Regions from separate parts of the Mus musculus genome. Here all the other regions are linked to region 1. A link is a loop called in an ENCODE intact Hi-C map of the cell type or tissue named here. Cell type or tissue: gastrocnemius. All regions are shown on one strand. Each heading gives the region's core, and the rest is flanking DNA. Links, peaks and the distances in the headings are about the cores only.

The links. Peaks named below come from ENCODE experiments on the same cell type or tissue, not always from the same donor. Only the 100,000 strongest peaks of a DNase experiment are listed, where the experiment ranks them.
Region 2: a loop joins it to region 1, with 2.6 times the contacts of the local background. A loop is called at or near these places in 2 of 42 quality-filtered maps.
Region 3: a loop joins it to region 1, with 2.5 times the contacts of the local background. A loop is called at or near these places in 2 of 42 quality-filtered maps.

Annotation. Positions count from the first base shown.
Region 1 is chr2:125,424,605-125,432,475 of GRCm38, reverse strand. The region is part of intron 6 of Fbn1 (fibrillin 1); the gene reads left to right. Among named protein-coding and RNA genes, the nearest start is that of Fbn1, 78 kb to the left of the region's middle. In gastrocnemius, for the core only: no CTCF peak of the experiment used is centred there; a DNase peak (open chromatin) is centred at 3,231; H3K4me3 peaks cover 236 bases; H3K27ac peaks cover 1,914 bases.
Region 2 is chr2:125,330,655-125,338,525 of GRCm38, reverse strand. Fbn1 (fibrillin 1) reads left to right here. Exons shown (of 66, transcript NM_007993.2): 44 at 1-93; 45 at 3,039-3,161; 46 at 6,143-6,268. Among named protein-coding and RNA genes, the nearest start is that of Dut, 87 kb to the right of the region's middle. In gastrocnemius, for the core only: a CTCF peak has its summit at 4,186 (motif pointing left); a DNase peak (open chromatin) is centred at 4,160.
Region 3 is chr2:125,318,007-125,325,877 of GRCm38, reverse strand. It overlaps Fbn1 (fibrillin 1), which reads left to right. Exons shown (of 66, transcript NM_007993.2): 50 at 927-1,052; 51 at 4,113-4,262; 52 at 4,617-4,682; 53 at 4,899-5,015; 54 at 6,762-6,881. Among named protein-coding and RNA genes, the nearest start is that of Dut, 74 kb to the right of the region's middle. In gastrocnemius, for the core only: no CTCF peak of the experiment used is centred there; no DNase peak of the experiment used is centred there; H3K27ac peaks cover 464 bases.

The DNA.
Region 1 (7,871 bases), core at 1,800-4,299:
TGACTACACCTAACCCCTACAACCTAACCCCTATGATGCCTTCTGAGGAAGACACTATTTGACTTATAGGTGGCAGAGTTGGGTCATTAAGGAGGAGAATGTACTGGGTTGGGGCATGTCACATGTGCTCCCACTCCTGTCTTATCTTCATGCTTGAGAAGACATGGGCATGACAGAAGAAAACTTTGCTGGTCCCTGTAAATCTCCGAGGCAGTTTTAATTTCCCACAGGGGCAAATTGAGTCCCCATTATCAAAGCCATCTCTCTGCATTCAGGCTCCAAAATTTACCTTCACTATGTAGTATAGTAAGTAGAGCTAGACACACTTTGTTCTTACAGGGAAAGGTGACTGAAAACATCTACTGGACATTCTAAACCTTCTGACAGCCTTTGTCTGTAAAAGGAGGCTTTATGGGGATAGCATCCGTTGGTGCTCCTCCTTCAGTACATGCTATTCATTTCCTGATACTTAGATATGAAATTTCCCCTATCATCTTCATTTGCTATTCTATTATTGTTTCATCCCCGTCTCCATTGCCAGAGGCAAGCCATTCTGCCCTTGAAGGCTGCAGAAACCTCCTGGCAGCAGAGGCTCAGCATTTACTCCATTGCTCTGGGAAGCCAGAGGAATTTGCTTTTCTTCCTTATTCACATGGACACAGTGAGGTGCGCAGCTTGGCCGCATTGGCAGAATTCACACAGATTGTAAAATTGTGCTTTGCTTGGGACCCTGGCTGCGTTCTGAGTCTGTCTGCTTGTCCTCCGCCTGTGTCCTCGGCAGGCCTTTCACTGGAGGCAGACGCTTCTAATGAGAGTTCTTGGGTTTCAGTCTGGGGAGAGCCCAGCCTCCAGCAGCCAGACTTTCTGGAGTGCTCCCTGCTCCTGCTCAAAAGTGCCCAGAGCCTGGAAGACTGCATCCAGCTCCCTTTCAAAGGGGTCTCAGAATTCCTCAGGCCTAATATAGTTGTGACTTCAATTGTTAAGAAAGGAGCAAGACTGTTGCCTGTGGAAGAAATACCAGAGAGAGAGAGAGAGAGAGAGAGAGAGAGAGAGAGAGAGAGAGAGAGAGAGAGAGAGAGAGAAGAGAGAGAGAGAGGGAGAGAGAGAAGAGAGAAGAGAAGAGAAGAGAAGAGAAGAGAAGAGAAGAGAAGAGAAGAGAAGAGAAGAGAAGAGAAGAGAAGAGAAGAGAAGAGAGAGAGAGAGAGAGAGAGAGAGAGAGAGCGGGTGTGAAATACCCAGCACTCCACTGCCTCTCCTGCAGCTCCACGTTTGGTATTTAGTAACTTAAAGCAGATAGCAGGAGGCTTCGGCTCCTTACACTCACAGAGCATGTGTTGGTGCGGCATGGTGAGGTGGTTTTATTTACCTGCTTCAGAAAAGGTAGCATTGCTTGTTTCAGAAAAGGTATGGATGTAAATATCCCTCAAACAGCTGCCTCTGGGGAAATTGGGCAACTGAGATTTCTTGATAAGGATACTGTACTAGTTCCTTTTCTGGCTGCTTTGAAGAAATACCTGAGAAAAGGGACTCAAAGAAGGAATGGTTTATGTAACAAACAGTTGGAGGGTGTAGCTCATCCCTGAGAGGATGCCGTGACCATGAAGTCGGCTCTAGCTGCTGCAGAACTCTGAGGTGTTGGTCACATCGCATCAATAGTCAGGATGCAGCGAGGTGCTTAGAAGGAATTCACCTTTACATTCTGCCCGGGACCCCAGCCTTTGGGGACTTAGCCCAGATCCATGGAGGATACTCTTTGCTCTGTAAAACCTTTCTAAAGTCAGCCTCGGAGCCACGGTCTGAAGTGTGTTTCCATGATGCGTCTGAATCCAGTCGGCCTGACAGTGAAGCTGTCAATCGCCCGTGCACACATGAATGTCCACGGACTTCTCTGAGGCTCACTGTTTCTTCACTAAGGCAGAGTCCCCTGACAACTGCAGGTCTCCTGCACTACTCCAAGGATGCGAATGGCAGGAACTAACTCCTGGGAAACAGACTCAGCCTTCTCAACCCCACAGGCTCTGCTGCTGTGAATACACATCTGATATCCCTTCCCATTGATCCTTCTCTCTGAGGCTGATAAGCGTGCTACTCCTGTATTTATGGTTTTGTATTAGCATATACTGTAGCCAGGTATTTTCCTGGTTTATTTGATTTTTTCTAACCTTTTCATAATGCTACTCAACTTCTTAGGTAGAGAATATCTGAAGCAATAGTCAGTGTGCCAAAAGAGCCTTCACTTTAACAAAAGTCATCTCATGCTTTACTTGACTGGGCTGTGAGAGGATGTAGCTGACTTCTATTGCTCTTCATCACACTGAAGGGGGTATCTGTTCAGGAAGGTTTGTTTGTTTGTTTGTTTGTTTTTTCCTCTGCTTGGAATATAACTAATCATTTAAGTGTTTCTTCTGGGAATTTCTATGATCTGAGATTAAGCCCTGTGCTAATAGTGCTGAAGTTGAATTGATGTTCAGAATGGTACCTATGTATCAATGGCTCTTTACATCCCAAACGCCCTTGTTCAGATAAACTGATAGAAGAACAGGAAATAGTTGAAGGAACAGAAAATGTGTGAACAGGAGAGTCTGCAATGGCATCAGATCAAAGATTTAACAGCTCTTGTGGAGCAAAAATTCAAGAAGGCTATGAGGTGCTAATTATTATTTGCATCCAGCTTGATTAAGAATTCTCTTTTATAGGATATCATATGTAAGTGGCTTAGCCACTATATGAGAAGCCTGTTTATTTAGACTGTGGAGCCTTAATTTTGGCAAATTCAATTCTCGCTGGTGACGAGTATATTTTAAACAGGCTACTTAAATCGAGGGCTATGTGTTCTCTTTAGATGTGAAAATCTCACAAGTACATACATATCAAGAGATAGCACGTATCCTGGGGGTGCTGCAGAAGCAGTATGTGTGCTCAGTGCAGCCCCAGGCTGGGAGAGATGCTTTAGAAGAACCCAGTCAACTACTGCCTTCTCTTTGCCCTTCACCTACTTCTTGTCCCTTCTTGTCCCTAGCCTGGACCTATCTCTCCCAGTCTCCTCAATGAATTCTTGGCTTAAGCACCATTAGCTCAGCTCTGTTGGTGACACACCCATCGTACTGACGGAATCCTGGCTGGAACGGCAATTGCTCAGCTGCGCTATAGACAAACCCTGCTGGCTGACCTGGTTTAAACCTGGATTTCTTGACGCCATCTCTGGTGTGTGCCAAGGTGAAAAAAACACCTCCGTTGCCCCTTCCCTTGCTCCTCTGGAGGGGAAACAAGTTGCCACCTGGCAGGAGAGTTCCTCGGGCTCCCATCCAAAGTAGTAACACGAGTTAGTGAGAGCAGTCCTGGGCAGGGAAGTAAGGAAGTCAGGTTCAGTGTCGGCTCTGACTTTCAATGGCCATGTTGACCTTGAGCAAATCATTTCACTGCTCAGCTTAGGGTTTTTCTTCTGTAGGGATAATTTGGGCCAGATGTTCCCTGTGGGGCTTTCAGATCCTGAAAGCAAGGGATTCATTTAAGGTTAGCAAACTCTTGAATGAATAGATATTTGTGTTCCACACACTGGATATTCTTTCTGCGTGACTCCTGCCTCTTCCTACAGAGCATGGCTACTTCTGTGTAGTCTCCTAGTCTGTGTACAGCCCCCTTGCCCTGTAGTCTTGGGCTTAGTTGTCTCAGAGCCTTTGCTTCTCTGAAGTCCACACTGAAGAGGAGCATCTTAAACTCTGTAGGATAGGGCCGGTGACTATGCCTCTCCGTTTGCCTCTCATGGGTGGGTGGTCCATACTGAGCTACTTTGTTGTCTGCTTTTTCCTGTGGAAAACTTAGTCAGGCTTCACTGAAATCTTGTGCTTGAGAATAGGTGTTTTATGTGTCACGTCCTTCCTCAATCTGGACAACCTGAGAAGGAACATCTGTGATATACACTTGTCCCTATTGTGACCCAGTAGCACATTGCTAATAGAGATAGGACTGTGTTCTGGTCCCATCCATCCACCCATCCATCTATCTACAGCCTAAGCACTGCCCACAGTAAATCTGGTGCTCTGTACAGAGGTGTCAGTTAGCCTTGTGAAGGTCTCAGAGAACATGGCTTCTTGAGGATTCTTAGAGGGTCTGAATCTGGGTTGAGCCAGCACTCTTCCACTTATTTTAAACCCAGCCTCTCAGGGGGAACTTAACTCACATGCTTCTGACCGACTTGTACATCACTCATCAAAGAGAGCTGCTTAATAAACATAGTCTCAGCCTATGAAAGCTTTCCTGCTCATATTTGGCTGTCACTGGCTGGAATTTGCAGCTGACGTAGTTGAAGCTCCCCTTTAAGTCCCTTCCTCTAGGCATTGCTTCATGTTGGCTTCACCTTATGAATGGATGGTCATCGAAAGGGAGTCTCAGAGGTCTCTTCTAGAGCATCTTAGAAAGACAGGCATAGTCTCTGATGCTTACTGCACTTGCCTTGGTCTCCTGTCTTAAGTGATGGAATTGTGCACTGATGTGATCCATGAAAGGAGAACTACATTCACAGATAACAGCTCACCCTCTGCTGTTGCATTGAGCAAAACTGTCTTAGAGATGGAAGGAAACTGTGTAGGAGAGACATGTTAGTACTTTACAAAAGCTGTTAAATGTAGAATTTTCTTACTCCCCAGATCAGAGCACAAAGCTTCCTCCAGAAACCCTCATTAAACACGTAGAAGGCAAAGCTTGTTTACCTTTGCCCTCAGGAGCACTGGGGACATTCAGTTCTAATAACCTGCTGGGCTGGAGACTTAACTAACTTGTCTAATTAACTTCACATGAACTCATCTATGGAATGTGTGTAGTTGTTGGTAGTTATAAATGGACCAAATGGATGCAAGAATTAATTCTGCATCTCGTTAATAATATCTCATTAATAAATGTTTGATTCAGCAAACATTTATTGAATGTCTCTTGTTCCTGGCAGATGGAGAGCAAGGAAAAGAGATAGACAATAGGCTCTCTCTCTTTAGGGAGTTTGGTACCCAGGAGGCTGTGACCTATAGCCTTGTCTTTGTACCACAAGGGAAAATGTTATGGCTCTGTGCATAGGTTCATGTGCATTGGACAACATGGAAGCTAAGAAAATGAAAGCTTCATCTCCCTGGAGCATCAGGTTAAACAGGTTGCTCCCAAAATGTAATGTTTAAATTTAGTCTTGAAGGATAAAAAGGATTTGGAAGAGAGAAGGGAATTCTGGAATGAGGCAAGCCAGATATATTCATAGGTGATATAAACAATGCCCGAGCCAGACTCTGCTGGCCCGGATAGCTGCCCTGTGTGGTCGTGGCCGAGTGAGTTTGTAGGTGTAGATTATCACTCTAGAAGCTATGACTGAGTTGTGTTCCTCAGTAACAAGCAACCCAGTTGACAAAGACTTTGCAGTGTGGCATTTCAGTCTTGGATCAAGGAGAGAACATGAGAGAAGGGGAAAGGAGAATAAAGGCTTACAGATACAGTGTACAAATTTTGTACATCCTTATTACTTACCATGTTTTAGTAGGTTATGCTACATACTTTTTAATCTGACTTTATAGTAGAACAGTATGTTAGTTAACCAGTTCTATCTGATGTCTCAGAAATCAATCAAGTGAGATGTCTTAGGCAAAGGATTCTGTTCATAGTATGATGGTGTGCAAGAGCAAGACCTACATTTAACATTTCAGTACATTGCCTCATATAATTCTGACAGATATCCCACTGTCATCCTTATTTAAGAAAACCTGTGGTCAGGGAGGAAAGGGTTTGCCCACAGTCACACAGGTACAAAAGATGTTTCTGTTTCCATCGCTGGCGGCACACAGATGTGTTTCTCTGTGTGTTGCTTATGTTTTGTGTTTGCATGTATGTTTCTTACTATTTTTGTTTGTGTTACAGTACGTGGTATGACATTAAAATATACTCCATATATTAGAAATACAATAATAATAAGATGAACCAACTTAAGCTCTAAAACATTAGGGCTTGCACTTGCGCTTCTCCAATGCATCCCCAGCTGTCCCCTCTGTCACATGTTTCAACACAAACCATTTTTAGATGACATCCGAAGTGATTCTGTGTTCTCATGGCTCAAGGTCAATACATCTAATAAAGCAAAATTGGGATAGTTTACACGTCATAAAGACAACAGCTGTCACTGCACTAGGAGTTTAAATGTAGCTGAACATTTAGGTTATGACCGAGCTGCCTGATTTACATAGCATTGCTTTAGTTCCGAGATCTGCTGTTCAATCCTGGTACTTACTCTCTGTATAGCCTTGGGCAGGTTCTTCAGTGTAACTCCTGAGCCTCAGTTTCCTCTTTTGTAAAATTGGGTAAGTCTCCCTCCATGGATTGTGAGAGCTAAGTGAGCAGCCAGCACCATAAACATTGTGTGTCCGTTTTCTTCTCCTTCTTCTGTGCTGCTCCAATTCTAAAGTGACAGGATCCAAAACTCATTTTATACATAAACATTGGAAGCACACACAGCTCGTAATTATGGCATTTCCTGTCTTAAAGGCCTCAGGAATTCTCTCCAGTCAGACTTCTCATCAGAAGGTCTTCAGAGATCTGGATGAAGCTTTCAAATTAATAACAGCATCTGGGATCCAAGGGGAATTGGTCCTCTCACACTCAGAGTGAAGAGAAGAAATGGAGAGAAAATCCAACAGCACACACGTGCGCGTGCACACACACACACACACACACACACACACACACACACACACACACACTCCACCACCATAGCTAAGAGTTTGGATTTTGTATGTTTGTTTCATGAGTTATCTGTGCTTATGTGAAGTATCTGTCACCCTATTTAATGACTAAATATTTCTCCATGTTCCTGCAATGGTAACGGGTACCTTTTGGTGACATGACTTCCCAGCACATGAATGTCTGAAGACATTTACATAGTCATTTGTTCTCTTCTTAATCCATTCCTGCTGATGGACAGCTTGAACTTGGGCACTGGGGAATAGCTCTGGTGCTTCAGTATTTTCAGTATCTCCTCTGTATTTGTTCATGTCCTTGTGATTGAATGGTACCAAGTTATGTGCATAATATTTGGAAACCCAATGTTTACTTTAAAATTTTTTTCAACTGAGGGCAGTTTAAAGGTATATCACACTCAAATATCTAAACTATTTTAGAAAATAGAATAAACAAATGTGATTATCTTCCTAAGATATTACAATGTTTATTTTCAAAAACAGAATGGTACTTAGACAGAAATGTAGTGGAGGAAGGAGGAAGGGGAAGGAGGAGAAAAGGGGGAGAGAGAGAGAGAAAGAGAGAGATAGAAAGGAAGGGAGGAGGGAGAGGGAAAAGAGGAGGAGAGGGAGAGAAAGGGAGAAGAAAAGGAGAAGGAGAGAAGTAATGAGGGAAAGGAAGAAGAGTGAGGGACAGAGGGAGAGAGGGAGGGAAGAGGAGGAGTACCAGGAGATGAAGGGCAGCTGGGGGTGGTCTAGGTCTTCAGAAATGCCATCAAGGACCTGGATGCTTCTTTCTGTTCACCGGCCAAGTATGTGAACATTTGTGCTCATGCCTGCAAGTTGGCAGTGTACCCCCAGGCATCGTATCTTCTAGAAAGATGAGAGAGATGAGGGCAGGGGATACAGACCGACTTATCTCACTTTATCAGAGAGTGAAAAACATTCCTCAGTTGTCTCTTCTTAGACTTCTGCTTGCATCTTATTGGCCTGTTCTGGGAAAAGTCCATTCCTAACTGGAAGGCAGCCAGGGAGAAAGGGTTGTTTGCGTGTGGAGCATCTATCTCCTTGCTCACTGAAAAAGGCTGAGGGTGCTCTTTGTCTGTGAGAATCAATGTAAATGTTTAGTAGGTTGTTTGATACTAAGTCATATTAACTAAATGACAG
Region 2 (7,871 bases), core at 3,233-5,732, 95 kb after region 1:
GTGAAAATGGAGTGTGCATCAACATGGTTGGCAGCTTCCGGTGTGAGTGTCCCGTGGGATTCTTCTATAACGACAAGTTACTGGTTTGTGAAGGTAAGTGTGACTGTACCCCAGCTACAAATGAAGCAACTCGCAAGCTGCTTAACACCCTTGACACATTCTCCCACAATTCTACAACACTGGAACCCCAGCTCAAGAGTCAGAACAGAAAAATACACTGTGGGAAAGCCTACTGGAGTTGACAAAAAAATATCATTTTAAAAATTAACTGATTAAGAGAAGCACGTGGTAGAGACCCACATGAGTTTTCTCTTTTTTCCTTTTCATGGATTCCCAGTGGGAAAGCCACACTGTTCATTCTAGAACGTCTTCCCCAACACAAGATATATATCAGATTCCCAGCTGATAGGGAAGACCTTTGAGGTTCTGGGTGTATCAAATAGAGTGCTTTTGCTTCATCCTCTCCTAAACAAACACAAGAGGACAGTCATTTTTAACTAAATGTCAAAGTCGGTGTTCTCTTCCAGAGACTCTGCTTCTCCCCAATGGAAACAATGGTAAAACCAATATTCCAAATGCACGAGAGAATTCTAAATGGCAAGAACCAACCGATTTGATATGGGAAACATTGGCTTGCATACACATGGACTTCCAATGGCCTCCCGTTGCCGTGTGTGCAGCCTGTGAGGCCCAGTGTTTGCTGTGACACTCCACACTTTTCCCGTATGGGGAAGATAGCATCCTTTTACATTTTAGTGGAAGAGGCATTGCTGCAAACTAAATACGGCATGTTCTCTAGAACAACTGGAGTCAGTTTCTGCTTACTGCTTGAGTGGTGGGCCTCTAGCCAAATTTTACACATTATAGAAAGGGCTGTCACCCCCCTTGGAGCATGGGTTATGGCACACATGTCAATATTTTGACATTAACAAACCTTCTTTTTCTAAATTAGGGACTGTTTATGATCCACATGTAGAGTTATGTTCCATTAGTAACCACGTACTTGCTGGGCTCTCTTGCCAGCTTTCAACCACTGTGGCCAACTGGGCACGCACCACTTGCCTTGCTTGTTGTGTGGGTTGTGGGCAGGGGTGATAGCCAGTCCAAGACTCTTTAAAGAGATAGCCAGTTCAGACCACAGCCCAGCTGTGGGGTTTCCAGGAACCATCAAGAATCGGTTCCTGCAGAAAAGGCACTGCTTCAGGAAGAACAGGGGACAGCAGAACTTAGCATGCTAGAGGTGGCTGTCTTCCTTGTGACTATACTCTTCCCCTTCTGGTACATGTCTCAGAATGCCTGCTACTTTTTTTCCTTGTATTTTCCCTTCTATTTGTCAGCCCCTTGGATACCTACCCAAATACCCCTTTGCTACTTATAGTTGCCAAAAATGCTGCCCTTGGCCAGGACACATAGGCAAGGCCACCCATGAGTACAAAGTCATCCCAGACCTTGCAGCATACATGGGACTGAAAGCCTGTTGGGCCAGGCAAGGTGCCCTGCTGTCGGGGAAGACCCAGCAGGCTCCGCCCACTCTATCTGCTCATAAAGGTGTCGAGAAACAGTCATACTCAGAGAACATTAAGAAGACTAAGTGCTCCGATTTTTGGTTTCCATTTCACAAATTACTCCTCTTCAAGGTGAGTGTTTAAATACACTCAGCTGCTTCCCAACACATTCTTAGCTGTCAAAATAAATCAGAAAATGAAGGTAGACTTCATGCGTGGCTCAGCTATTCTGAAATTGGAGTGGATTCCAGGAATGTTTCGGGGGACTTCCATATTTATGCTTTCCACAAGGAAGTGCATGAGCAGATGTTAGTTGCTCGTGTCACAGAAGTGCCTGCCTGTCACACCACTTGGCTTCTAATGTGGCATGGTTGGCTCTGTTTCTTTACAGTTTACAAGCAGGGCAGAACTGGTGGGTGAGTTGAGGCTGTGTCTTTCACGACACTGGCATGCTGCTCATGAATCTACTGCACAGAAAGGTGTAGTCCACCCCGTCTCAGACAGACACTCCCGGTCCTGGAAGCTCCACCAAGCTGCGTTCAGGTTTTCTCATCACACAAGCACAGGCCTGATGTAATTCTGTTGTGGCTTTTCCTGGGGAACTCTGAACAAACATCTCTTCACTCCGGATAGGGCACTGACAGCGGACCAAGGATGCAGTTCTTCTGTAGTCCTGTTTAGTGGACCAGGAAGTCTACTGAGTTATGTATAGGAGTATGGGTGAGTGGTTCCATACAGGAGCATGGATGGCCATGGGCAGCTATGTCACCAAAAGCCTACCATACCCCAACATGGCAGACAGTTCATGAAAGCTGCTTCCTGAACAACTTGCCGGCAGCTTGGCTGGCCGTTAGCCAGAGTCTCCTCTTCCCAGGCACTGTTTGTGCCTTTCTACCTTGAGACTTTCTGAGTCTTCCAAGCTCTTCCCTTCCTGAGCCGTATGTGCCTCATCTCCTAGGGAATAGGATCCACCACTGGTATTGCACTTCCCAGTGATGGGACAAATTTATAGTGACAAATATATCTACTATGACTTTATAGTGATGTATATCTACTATGATTGTATCATAGTTTCTCTGCCTTAAAGCTTCTCTGGGTTTATCTACCTGCCCTTCCCCACCATCTCCAGACCCGATCTGAGCCCTGGAGATCATGAATCTCTTTACTGGTCCCATAGTTTTGCCTGTTCCAGAAATTCAGATATTGAAATCAGAATATTATAGAGCCTTTTCAGATGGCTTCTTTCGCATATGAATCCACATGTGGGTTTCTCCCATGTCTTCCTGTAGCTAGCCAGCTCACTAGAATATTGATCTATATTCTTCCATCTTAATATACCACAGTGCATTCATGATGCGCTCACCTACTGAGGATTAGCTTGGCTTCTTTCGAGATCTTGCCACTGTGAGTAAATCTGGTATAAATACCCATTGCTGTCTTTTCAAATGATTGAGCCATCATAAGAACATTATGTATCGCCAACTCAACACCAGACTCTATTCTTCCTTGAAATAAACTCTCTTCTGCTTGCAGATATCGACGAGTGTCAGAATGGCCCTGTGTGCCAGCGAAATGCGGAATGCATCAACACTGCAGGCAGCTACCGCTGTGACTGTAAGCCCGGCTACCGCCTTACCTCCACAGGTCAATGCAACGGTATGTAGCACCCACTCAGAGGCCATTGCTGTCACGATCCTGACTCTGCACGTTTTTATAGATTCTAAGGCTAAGGAATAGAAGTGAGGATGTAGGTTGAAAAACTAGATGTATTTAAAGAGGAAAAAGGAGGAAAATTGTTAAAATAGCTAAATGCTTAGCTTTTTGCCTTCCTTATAAATGAAATATCCACAAAGCAAAAAAGAAGTCATTTACACAAATGAGTCTCTCTATCCCTACCCTACCAAGAAATTCCCATTACCCACATGTACAAGCCCACAGTCCTCTAATCGGTATTCATGAGGAGGAGGAGGAGGAGGAGGAGGAGGAGGAGGAGGAGGAGGAGGAAGAAGAAGGGGAGGAGGAGGAGGAGAAGGAGGAAGAGGAGGAGGAAAAAGAAGGGGAGGAAGAGGATCATTATTATTAGCTTCTGCATAATGTAGACAGGGAAGGCTTTCATCATATCTTCTATTGTGCTAGATGCCTTTACTTGAGTTGGAGCAGATCTTCCTGCATAAATGAATTTAAAAGATACACACACACACACACACACCACCCTTGTCTTCCCAAACATCTTACTGATGAGAATGACCCCCGGGAAGACAGTAAATAAGCAAATCTTGACCGTCTCATTACCTCTGCACTACCTACAGCAAGCAGAGGTTAGGGATGTCTGCTGCCCACTTTGTCAGGATGTGGTATAAAGAAGAGAGTACATTGTCCACTCACATTGGCCATACATTTGGTCAACATCTAAGGGTTTCTCTAGCTAGTGGCATGAAAATAAAGTCCCTTGTGTTAGAGCTCAGAGGCAAACTAATACTTCGGATGGGCCCTCACCTACACTTCAGTACAGTTACATTGTACATTTAAGAGTGTGTCACCCTGCTCAGGGTTCACTTTCAAGTGAGTTTCCTGGGTTTTTGTGCACTTGTGAATGAAACAACACGAGAGGAACCGTGCTCGGGTTTGCCTTGGCTCTGTTGGCCAACTGTGATTAAGTGGTAGGAAGTGTGCTGCCCTCTGCAGGATATTTTCCATTGTTTAATGAAACCTTGGTAGGAAGAGGGTATAAGAACAGAACAAAAAAAAAATCACTTTGCCAACCAAGATTTGTTTTGTTGAGTTTAAGGGAGCATGTGTGAGTATTTAGCATTCCATCAACAGAGCTGAGATTATCCCAAAGGTAAGGATATAGAACAGGAAAAATGAGTCCCTGGCAGATATGAAGCACAATCTCCCCCGGTGACATTGGCCTTGAACGCCACTTCCCTGCATTTTATTTTCAAGTTTTATTTCTTTGGAGCTGGGTGAAAGGTGGCCAGTTAAAATAAAGTCTGGCTGGTCGCCCTGGGTGTGCCATTGTAGACCATTTGCTCTGGCCACTAAGTTGGGCCATTTATAGATCAGCAAAAGGCAATCAGCTACAACCTGCTACAGCTCAGGTCCTTCTGCGTTTTCTTATAGAATGTTAACCTAAGCTGCATCTGGTACGGTCAGGGAAAACCTGGTATTTTATCCTAGAAATCACTTTGTTCCCATCTCACTTTTGTTGCTGATTTTTGAGACAGGATCTTTTTCCTCTTTAGCTCAGGCTGGCTCAAGTTCACACTCCCCTGTCTCAGCTCCCGAGTGCTGAGATAACAGTTGGTGGCTACCATGCCAGGCTGCCATCCTACCTTAGAACTATTTTAAACCATTTTAAGCACTTGTCTTATCCTGGTAGTTTTCAAACAGATTGCAAAGCATTCCTCTCTGCCTGTATTTAAAACGAAAATATCGTCCTATGAGATTTGAATTTAAATTCATACAAAACTCCAAATCACAGTGGTCCTAGCTCCACATTGCTGTTGATGGTGGTGCTCAAGTTGCCAGTCTGACCTCAGTAGCAAATCCTATCCCTGTAGAAATGCCTTTCCCAGCTACATCCCCAGCCGCTGTCTGATGATCGCCCCTCTCTCTGTTTGGGATCCTGTCCCTATTCAAAACCTCCCAGGAAACCTCAGACATGCTCTCCTGGGAACTAAAAACCTGTCTCTTAGACAGTTAGATGGTGACTGACCTTTCTCAAGGGAAGCTCCCTTTTATGATCATAAAAAATAAAAATCCCTTTTCTTTGCCCACCCATTCTTCATTTTAAATATTTTCTCAAACGAGAATAGTGGTATTTGTTAACTGTTTTCTATATAGACTAGCCACAGTTTAGGGGCAGTGTAACCCCAACCCCTCCTACACTTGAGACTTATAAACAATGTCTCAATTGATGGCTTCTGACTGGAGATAGCCATCATCTCTGCCACAGTTAGGCCATGTTGCTCTGAGGTAACAGTTCTGTAGACCCAGAAAATAAGCAGCCTGACTTTCCAACTAAACTAGGTGGAATGAAAGCTGAAGTAATGAGGCAAAGGAGTAAGGCCAACTCTGAGCATCTATGCATTTACGGTAGTGTCCCACTGTGAGCATCTATGCATTTACGGTAGTGTCCCACTGTGAGCATCTATGCATTTACGGTAGTGTCCCACTGTGAGCATCTATGCATTTATGGTAGTGTCCCATTTCAGTATACTCATGATAGGTTTGACTTTACTATCAATTTTTCCAAAGAAGCCCCAAAGTCTTTGCCCATAATCTTTGGTACCAAAACCTAGAGATATCAATTCCATGTGAAGCTGTTTAGGCGCTGTAGAAAGTACTTCTCCATATTCTGAGTTTTACTTTCCTCTTTCAAGATACCTTTGGCAGAAGGAGCTGTCTCCTTTTGGTTCGCCTGGTACTAATGCTCCGAGAGTAAGATCTGGCCAATTTCAAAGGAAAAACTAGAGAGAATGCCAGTGTCTACTTCACTACCTCAGTTTCGGGTTAGGATTATCTCTGAGAGCAAGGCCTGGAGATAATTTGTTCAGTCGTTTTATGCTCTAAGTCTCCATCTAAGAAAACATGCAAATGTGCAGTGTCCCACCTAAGACACTTCTGGTTTACAGATCGAAACGAGTGCCAAGAAATCCCGAACATATGCAGTCATGGCCAGTGCATCGACACCGTGGGAAGCTTCTACTGCCTTTGTCACACTGGCTTCAAAACAAATGTGGATCAGACCATGTGCTTAGGTGAGTATGTGGTCATCAGTCCATGGGTGAGTGTGTGTGCATCAGTCCATGGGTGAGTGTGTGTGCATCAGTCCATGGGTGGGTGGGTGTGCATTGGTCCATGAGTGAAAGTGTGCACATCCAGTCCGGGGTTCAGAGTGTGCACATTGATCCACTTTTTGGTACTATTGGAGTGCTTCACAAACATCTAACAGTCCTTTCTTTCTGACTTAAGGTTGCATGCATTAGGCCTTTGAGGGTCTTTAAGCCCATGAATCAAACATATCAGAAGAACAGTGTCCAGAGCCTGCTTAAAGCCCTTGCCTTTGGCTATAACTAGGTCCTCCCATGAACGATGCTTAATCTCCTCCTTAATCATCCTGGCTCATCCCAGGGTGGCTCGCCCTTCCTTGCATCGCCACAAGAATCTGCCTCATTGTTTCTCAATCTCCCTCTCTTGGCTCTGGATGAGCACGACAGACTCGCTTGCCTTCCTAACTCTCAAGTGGCCTGAAGAGTGACAGTGACTCATTATTTGGATGTGATGCTTACTCCGCATTCAAGGCACTGGAGAGCTAGCAATAACTTTTCCATCTGAATCACAAATCATGTCCCAAAGTTGAAAGAGGCAATCTTGACTTTGGCCACTACATTTTGAGCTCCCCAGGTGTCTCTTTCCATTCGTTCTCTCCCCTTGTCCTTGGCCCATCTGCCCTCCCTCTTCAAGCCAATGGTACCAATGTTCTCTTTTCTACTCCCCCATAATATAGCATGTAAGAAAGGTGCTAACTGCTTTGGTAAAATGCAAAACTATGTAAGTTGCCAGAATAAGCATCATAATGCAAAAGCCAAAAGTCATGGGCCAGTAAATAAAAAGGCAAGCAATGCCAGGGCGTCTGAGCCAAGCCAAATTGAGTACCATCTTTTTTGTTTTGGTTTGGTTTGGTGTTTGGTTTTTCGAGACAGAGTTTCTCTGTGTAGCCCTGGCTGTCCTGGAACTCACTTTGTAGACCAGACTGGCCTCGAACCCAGAAATCCGCCTGCCCCTGCCTCCCAAGTGCTGGGATTAAAGGCGTGTCCCACGACTGCCTGGCTTGAGTACCATCTTATCCCTTGGGTGTGTTCAGAAGGGTAGCTGAGTTATCACTGGTGGGAGGAAGGAGCCGTGTCCCAAGTGGCAGCTTAGCTGGGGAGGGGAGCTCTGTTGTTGTTTGCAGAGATCCTGCTGACTCGCGACCTTGGGGTAAAATGGAACATGAATCCTGTAAGCCAAAGTGTGCCAACATCCGCCAAGGGAAGGTCCAGATGCACACTGAAGTTTTTCCATTTTCAAGTGAAAATATTTGAGCAAAGTGGCAAGGGTGGAGAATTTGAGAAGCAAATAGAATAAAAGTCTTGTCCAGTCCTTGTGTCCTCGTCTCGCCTCCTCTCACACGCCAACTGAGGAAACTTGGGACTTCCAAGATGTAGGTCCTCACCTCAGCTTCCCCAGGCTGGTGACATCAGGCAGAACATTCCAGCCTCCTGGAAGAGTCTGTGCAGCCACAACTGCCCTTCAGCATCAGTGACCACGTAACCACTTTCCTGTTTAGTCATTGTGTCTCCCTCTCTGGCCTTTCTTCCT
Region 3 (7,871 bases), core at 2,374-4,873, 110 kb after region 1:
ACTATAAAGACCTTTCTTCACTATAAATTTTAGCTGAAAGTCACAGGAAATGAGTGAGTTTGTTACAGTTGAGTGGCTGTTTTTCACAAAAGTAGAACGATCATGTTTTATTCCCTAAACAGATAATTTGGAACGAGAAAGGGAATACTTAATTATACAGTCAGGCCAACATACACAAGCTGGGAATCTCTAGGGAAAACCCTTATGGCACAATACTTTGGTTAACCAAACTACTCTGAATTCTCAGTAGGTCAGTCCTTACAGGCAATATGATATATTGATGTTCTGAAGACAGCAGGTCTTAAATCACATGTATCCAGTTCCTATTAGCTCTGTGATGGAAGTGAAGCCCTGGTCTATACAAGAAAGGGATTTTCATCTCTTCAGAAGCACTGACTTGAAGAGTAGAATCATCTTCTGGGATGGGATTGTGCTTAGTAAGGCCTTTACAGCCGCCGCAGTAGGGTATTGGGAATGCTACTGCATGGGGTGCTGGGAAGGCTCCATCAGCCAGTGCAGGGAGATCACCTTTCATTGAGGTCAGCACTGGACTCGGGTTGTGCAATGGTGAGGTGCGGGGCTGGAGTTCTGGCCTCTCTCCCAGTTCAGTGTGGTGTGGAGGTCATACAGCTTCTCTGATTGGCCCTGTACCTTCTCAAGTAAGGGGCTCATTTCTGTGACTGCCCTGCACCTCCATGTGTGAGTGGTTCATCATTATAACTCGTAGGAGGCTCTAAGAGATTCCATTTTTACATCGAGACTTGTTAAAAGTAACTTTTAAAACTTCACTTCAAAATTCTATCACGGGCAGTCGCTTCTCTGTTGCAAAGGCACTGAAACAACTCCCCACTGAAGCTGTATGTCTCCGTGCAGTGACCGATGCTGTCTGGATGACATTCTGACTCTGATGTGTATAATTCTTTCAGATATTGATGAGTGTGTTGAAGAGCCAGAAATCTGTGCCTTGGGGACCTGCAGCAACACTGAGGGTAGCTTCAAATGTCTGTGTCCAGAGGGGTTCTCCCTGTCCTCCACTGGAAGAAGGTGCCAAGGTAAATGCCTCTGGAAGCTTTGGACTTTCATGATTCTGTGTTTATTTGTTATGGTCTTATGTTTTAAACATGGCGAAGCTCTGAGTCTTTGTGAACGGGAAGATGTTTCATTCACCCACAGGTCTAATGATTACCATATGCCCTAAGGTTCATTTTGACTTTTGAGGTTAAAAACTCATCCATCAAGTTTCAGTTGCTTATACAACTTTCTTGGCACTTACACCTCTATCACTCTGACAAGCACAGATGCTGAGAGGCTCCGGGGGGGGGGGGGGGAGGGCGGGCATCCCCAAGAGTCACTGATACTGCAGAACCTGGAGCAGACCAGATATAGGTTCGTTCCTGCCTCAGAAGCTGCAGCTTAAATGCATGTGGGTGCAAACCAAAATCTTCAGACAGAGAAAATGCAAACTGATAATCTGTTTCCCCCCCCACCCACTTTACTGTACATATCCTTTGGAGAAACCGAATACCTGTCAATGGTGAAAATATTCAAGGGCTTGCCAGGTTAACTTTAAAATAAAAGAAAAAAAAACTTTAAAAGACTCAGAAGGTAAGCACAAAATAATGTTTGGATAAAGCCCAGAAACATGTTTAGACATTCCCAAGCAGTGCAATTGTTATTTGGCTATACTTATACAAACGAGTTTAATGAATTACAGGGTAGGGAAGGCCCATAAATATTTAGTTTAGGATTTCTGTCCGTGTCTATTTGTTGCTTTGTGCTTTTAGTTGTTTGTTTACATTGTGTGTGTGATTTGCTTCATATTACCAAATAATAGGTGTAGAATACAATTTAAGATTCTAAAATATGGCTTTGGAATCTAGGCCTGCCAAGTTTTGGCCAGAGAAGCCATTTATGGGTATAGAAATCCTGTTTGCTCACCCCAACCACACTAATACCCACCCAGGCAACTGCAAGACACAGTTCTATTGTCTCTGAGTCTCCTGTGAACTCTTGTTACTATTATTCTGTCTGGTTATGGTTTTATTTTATCAGTTCATCAGTGCGGAAGTATGAAGGGAAAGGTTGCAAATTCTCTGGTTGGTTTGATCTTGTAGGGGCTATCAGATGACCACAAGGGTTTCAGGGTAGTGATTGAGGCACAGCTGGATTCAAGTAGCTAATCTGCCTGTGCGCTCCAGGTCAGCCCCATAGAGCCTGACTTCATTTGTGTCTTTGGCTTGCTTGGCCTGCATTCGGAAAGAAAGCAGTGAGAAGCCAGGTGCGAATCTGTCCATGTGGCAAGCCAGAGGAAACTCCAAGGCTATTAATTCAATTTGCACAGGCCTGTCACAGGGCAAGCTGACATTGCAGGAAGAAGCAGCCCAGCTGTGAGAACCCTGCCACATCCCTCAGCCAGAGCTGAGGAATGCAAGCAGGGAAAATGACTGCCATAGTTCCAGAGAAGTTTCAGAGGTCAGGAAGGGCTGTTCGCAGATGAACTGGTGAGCAGGCATTCTAGTGAACACTGGCTGAGGTGAGCACTGAGCTATGTGAGCACTGTGCTGTTTCACATGACTGAAAGCAAATCTCCTATTGAGTGCAGGTTCTGCTGGCACCTGAAATTTTGAGACAGAGATTTTTCTTATAGGGTGTCAAATTGAATCAGGCGTCTATTGGGTATAAAGTAAGGAAGTTACCCAGAAGCCCTGATATGGGGTTTTGAAGCACCAGATGCCTCTGGGACTTTTTGCATTTGAGTCTCAGTCTGAATCCAAGACATTTATTTTCTTTTGGTGTAGAGAGTAGTGTGGGGAAGATTGAACATTGAACTGGATCGAGAGTAAGGTCAGCAGTTTAAGGATGGCTGTAGGAATAAGTGGTAAAAAACAACTCTGTTTATGCAAAACAATGGATGGGACAAAGAACTTGAAGAATAAAGCAAATGAAAAAAAAAGATGTCACCCAAGAAATGAGAATTACTTAAGTCTTGGCATTTCTCCACAGAGTAAATATTTGGGTGGCAAGCACTGCTGTGGGAGTGTGCTTTCTGGACTGGAAAACTGAGAGTAGAGAATGCAGAAGTCAGAGGTAGTCAGAACCCAGGAAGCAGGAAGGGTACAAAGCGGAAGTGGAATCAAGTCCTCAGCTCTGCAGAGCTTAGCCACAGGGTAATGAAGGAGACGTAATGCCTGGCTCTGGAAGTCAGGTTTGAAAAAACACATTCCAGACCCTACATTAGCTCACTTCTCAGAGTCACCCACTCTGCTCCATAAGGATGGGAACAGTTGGCTTCCAAAATTATGTCAAGCAACACTGGAGCATTTTATAAGAGAGATATCACCTTTTCCTTGGAGTTTCCAGAGCAATAATGAATATAAAGAAATACATATATTCTTTGAAAGAAGGGTTATTTTGCTTACACCCACCATAGCCCTGCCTTCCGTCTTCTTTTTGCTTCCTCTTTCTATTGCACTGAACAGACTCGTTGGAAACTTAATTTGCTGTAGCTGTGTGTGCATGAGTATAAAGTCTGCAGAAAATCCCACTTGAAGTTTGTCCCCACAATTCCATGCATAGCTACTTCAGGGAATGCCCCTGGTGGCTCAGTTGACTAGTCCATACACTTACCACTCCTTCATTTGTCCTATGTAGTGGTGTGGGGTTGTCTTTGGTCCCAGAGTATATAGGACACAGAATGACGGTATGTCTTAGAACCAGGAGGCTCTCCTGTCTTAGTCTGCTTGCTGAAAGTTGTACAAAACCCACACAAGAGAAGCCATCATACGGGCGTTTCTTCCTGAATGACTCTATCTGGGGATGTTCCAATCCTGGCATTGTTAGTGGAAGTCTATTAAGGCTGGAAAGTTTGGAGTTTACTATTCCTATCAGGTTGCTTTGAAGTAGCAGGTAAACTGAAGGAAAAAGATAAAGCAACCTGAGTCTGTTCCTCCTATCTTGCCAGCTGTCTGTGACTTCAGCAGTCTCAGCTCTTTCATGCTTCCAATTGCTTTTGGAATATTGTTCTAGTTAATGAGGGAACGCATTGATCTACTATCAGACAATGAGGATTCAGTAGGAAAGCGACTAGAATGTACTGTGGATTTATGTTGTAGATTTGCGAATGAGCTACTGCTATGCGAAGTTTGAAGGTGGGAAGTGTTCATCACCCAAATCCAGAAACCATTCCAAGCAGGAGTGCTGCTGTGCTTTGAAGGGAGAAGGCTGGGGAGATCCTTGTGAGTTGTGCCCCACTGAGCCAGATGGTAAGTCTAACATCTCTGTTTCTCATCGCATGATCTCGTGTACATATGACCATGGAACCATGAACAGTGTAAGCCTTACAGTCAGTAGAGTCATCAAATTCTAAGTGTAACTTGAATGCCATTTAAACATATTTTACCAGAGGAGCATGGTAGTTATTTTCTCTTTTAATAATGTTGTAAATCAGAGTCATCCAAAGAGCAGGCACGTCGTTGAGAATCTTGGTGATGTCTCCTTATTTCTGGGCATCTCTCACTGTGTGCAGCACGTGGCCACAGCCACACAGTGGATGGGGGCGTGGGAAGGCTGTCATTGTCTCTGATCTGCCCACTAATGAGTCTATCTCTCCACTACAGAGGCTTTCCGCCAGATCTGCCCCTTTGGAAGTGGGATCATTGTGGGCCCTGATGACTCAGCAGTTGGTGAGTGCCCAGCTAGGTCTTCCCTGCCTCTTTGTCCTTCCTCTGGGTCTTATTTCTCCTTATCTACCTGGGAGAAATAATCTCTTCTATTTGACGTCTTATCATGTGGATTTTAGTTGTATTGTGATATTAGATATTCACTTACTGAAAACTGACATGACAATAGTTTAAGAAAAATACCTTGGTTTTTTATTGTTTTTTCTTTCTCCACTTAAGATATGGACGAATGCAAAGAACCTGATGTCTGTAGACATGGGCAGTGCATTAACACAGACGGCTCCTATCGATGCGAGTGTCCTTTTGGTTATATTCTGGAAGGGAATGAGTGTGTGGGTGAGTAGTGATTCAGTCCCTTCCTTTGAAATTGTTTTATGCAAAAATTGAGCGATTTGGCTTTTACTGAACCAAGGTACGAGTCATGTTCTGTTCCTCCACTGAGGGCTTCTTCATTTAGACTCCTAGCCAGTCCCCACCCTGTGCTGGGTAGGGAGCTACTACAGTGAACCAAGCAAGGATAGTCCTTCCTTGCATGGCCCTTGTAGTCTAACTTGGAAGGCAGTATCTCTTAGGACAAGAGATACTTGTCCTAAGAGATACTGAAAAGGACAACAGAACAGAAGAGTGTCCTAAGAGATACTGAAAAGGACAACAGAACAGAAGTCTTAGTGAAAATTAAAATATACTGTTAGTGCCCATAGTTTATACTTTCAGTATGTAAAAACACCAAGTTTCCTATGCATCTTGTATATTTGGTAATATGGAAGGCCAACCACCTTATTCAGTGTCTTATTTTAGCCTTTCCATTAAAATGTCTAAGGATGGCTTCTATGTGGACCACTTACTCTTAATTCTTTTCACTATATGCTAGAATTAAATATGTCCAAGAACTCTAACAAAGTATTCCTGTGACAGTGTGATCAACACTGAATGTCCATGTGTGCAGATTAAAAAGTACTGTCTTCATATAAAGAGAGGGGGTCTGAGGACTGTAGCACGAGCTAAGGGTGGGATATAAGTATATTCAACCTCTCCCACCTTGGGGGTACTACTATGCAAGTGAAATGGTTTGTGTCTAATTACCCTGGCAGCTCTAAACTGCAATGATACCATTGTTTTTATTAAATCAGAGAAGACGCAGTATTCTGGACTAAATGTGAGATTTAGTAACCTAACAGGAACAAATTTTATCGATGTTAGTGTTTTGGAATCTTCAGTTTGCGGCTGTGTATGTGCAAAAGGATTCTCCTCTCCTAGAAAGAGTGACCGTTGAGGAGAGCCTGCTGTGTTCCTCGGCTTCAGATATCTAAAATAGCAACGTTATCTCTAAAATTAGAGTTCTTTCTTTCCCAAGGGAAAATATTCTCCCTAAGGCCGAGGCCGGAAACAAGAACAGTGGACGATCCAGATGGATGGGTTAGGAGGCATCTATACTTTTTAGGGATTTTTTTTTTTGGTAAAATATTTTCTCTCTCCACAGTTGTTTAGAAAGACCATGACCTAAACATGTTTTCTCTCTCTCTCTCTCTCTCTCTCTCTCTCTCTCTCTCTCTCTCTCTCTTTTTTCCCTAGTCTTTTCTTTTTCTGCCTAATGTAAACCACCTGGTTTTAACAGAATCAACAAAATCTACTTGAATGTTGGGTTTTTTTATCCAGTATATTCTATTTAATCTTAGGTAATTTTCTATTTTATATCTGGCAAAACTCCATCATATGTAAGCCTTTTTGTGTAGTGATGTGAAGTGGGACCAACTGGAGACTTTGTCTTTGAGCCAGCAGAAACCCCTGGCTGCATATAGGAGCCTTATTTTAGCTATTAGGACATCTACTCCCAGGACAGTCTGCAGAAAGCCACTTGGGCGGTGTAAGGGCTAGACATCCATCTCTCTCACTGTCTCTGCCTTTGAGCAAGTGCAAACTCCAGCTAGAAACCAGTGGTCAGCAGGTTTCCCTCCTTGCAAGAACAGGATAACTGAGCAAGACAACACAGATCCAAGAACTCAGACAGAATGAAAAGTGATATCAGAGCCTTAGCTCCATTTTATCTGCACTCATTTTATCTCCACTTTGGATCACTGGCAGATACCGATGAATGCTCTGTGGGCAATCCTTGTGGAAATGGGACCTGCAAGAATGTGATTGGAGGTTTTGAATGTACCTGTGAGGAGGGGTTCGAGCCTGGCCCAATGATGACTTGTGAAGGTAAGTAAGGGTCTCGGATACAGAAGAGACAGTTGCCTATACTGACCATGGGAGCAGCTGTTTGATTGTAGTTCTTAAGATCAAATACCTTTCAGGGCATGGAGAGTTAAGAACATCTGAGCATGGCAGGCTGTTGCATCATTCTTCTCTGTGACCTCATATGGTCAGGAAATATAAAGAAAACAATAGAGGTGACTTGTGGCAGAAGTTATATTGTATATAACGGAATGCTCACTAGTGTGTCTTTCTGCTTACATCTCAATACAACTCCTCATTTACTACCTCCTGTCTTATTACTCTCTATTTCCTTTGTTGTTTTTGTTTCCAAGGCTCTTCTCCCCTCCCCCACCTCTTTTGTATTCTCCTGCTCTCCTCTTAGAAACATCTGCTCACAGAGCTAGATAACCACTGACATCCTGTGGTCATCTGGAGGCAATCCCAAAGGAGAGGTTGCCTAACCCATAGAGGCATCTGAAAAGTATTTGTCAGTGTGACTGCCTGGAAGGAAGTATGGAAAAGAAAGAAAAACTAGGGAGTGCCAAAGAGTGGTTGGTCCCTCGACTATTTGCCTCATATTCCCCTGGGATGCAAGCTTTCTGGCCTCATCTTCGACCACTAAATCACAAACTCTAAAAGCAGAGCCCAGCAGCTGTCCAGATGATCCACAAGCTCTTCATGATAGGGTTCCCTGGTGTAGGAAAAGAATGGGGGAGGGGAAGGGAAAGTGGTATTAAAGGGATCCCTTCATCAGAGATATGGACTGTTGGTACCTTCAGAGTGTTGTGAGCCTTTTAAGGCTGTGGTTCAAAGCTGGCCTGGATGCTCAGTCCTGTCCTTCATACACATTGTTGTTCTTGGGGGACAGCATGATCATCGAAGAGGTTTGGTTTCACCCTCTCGCTTTTGAAAACATGTCCTGACATTTCTAAACCATGCACTCTAGAAAAGTCATTTTTCCCAGTAGAGGGCATCTGTGTAAACTGAGTTTCT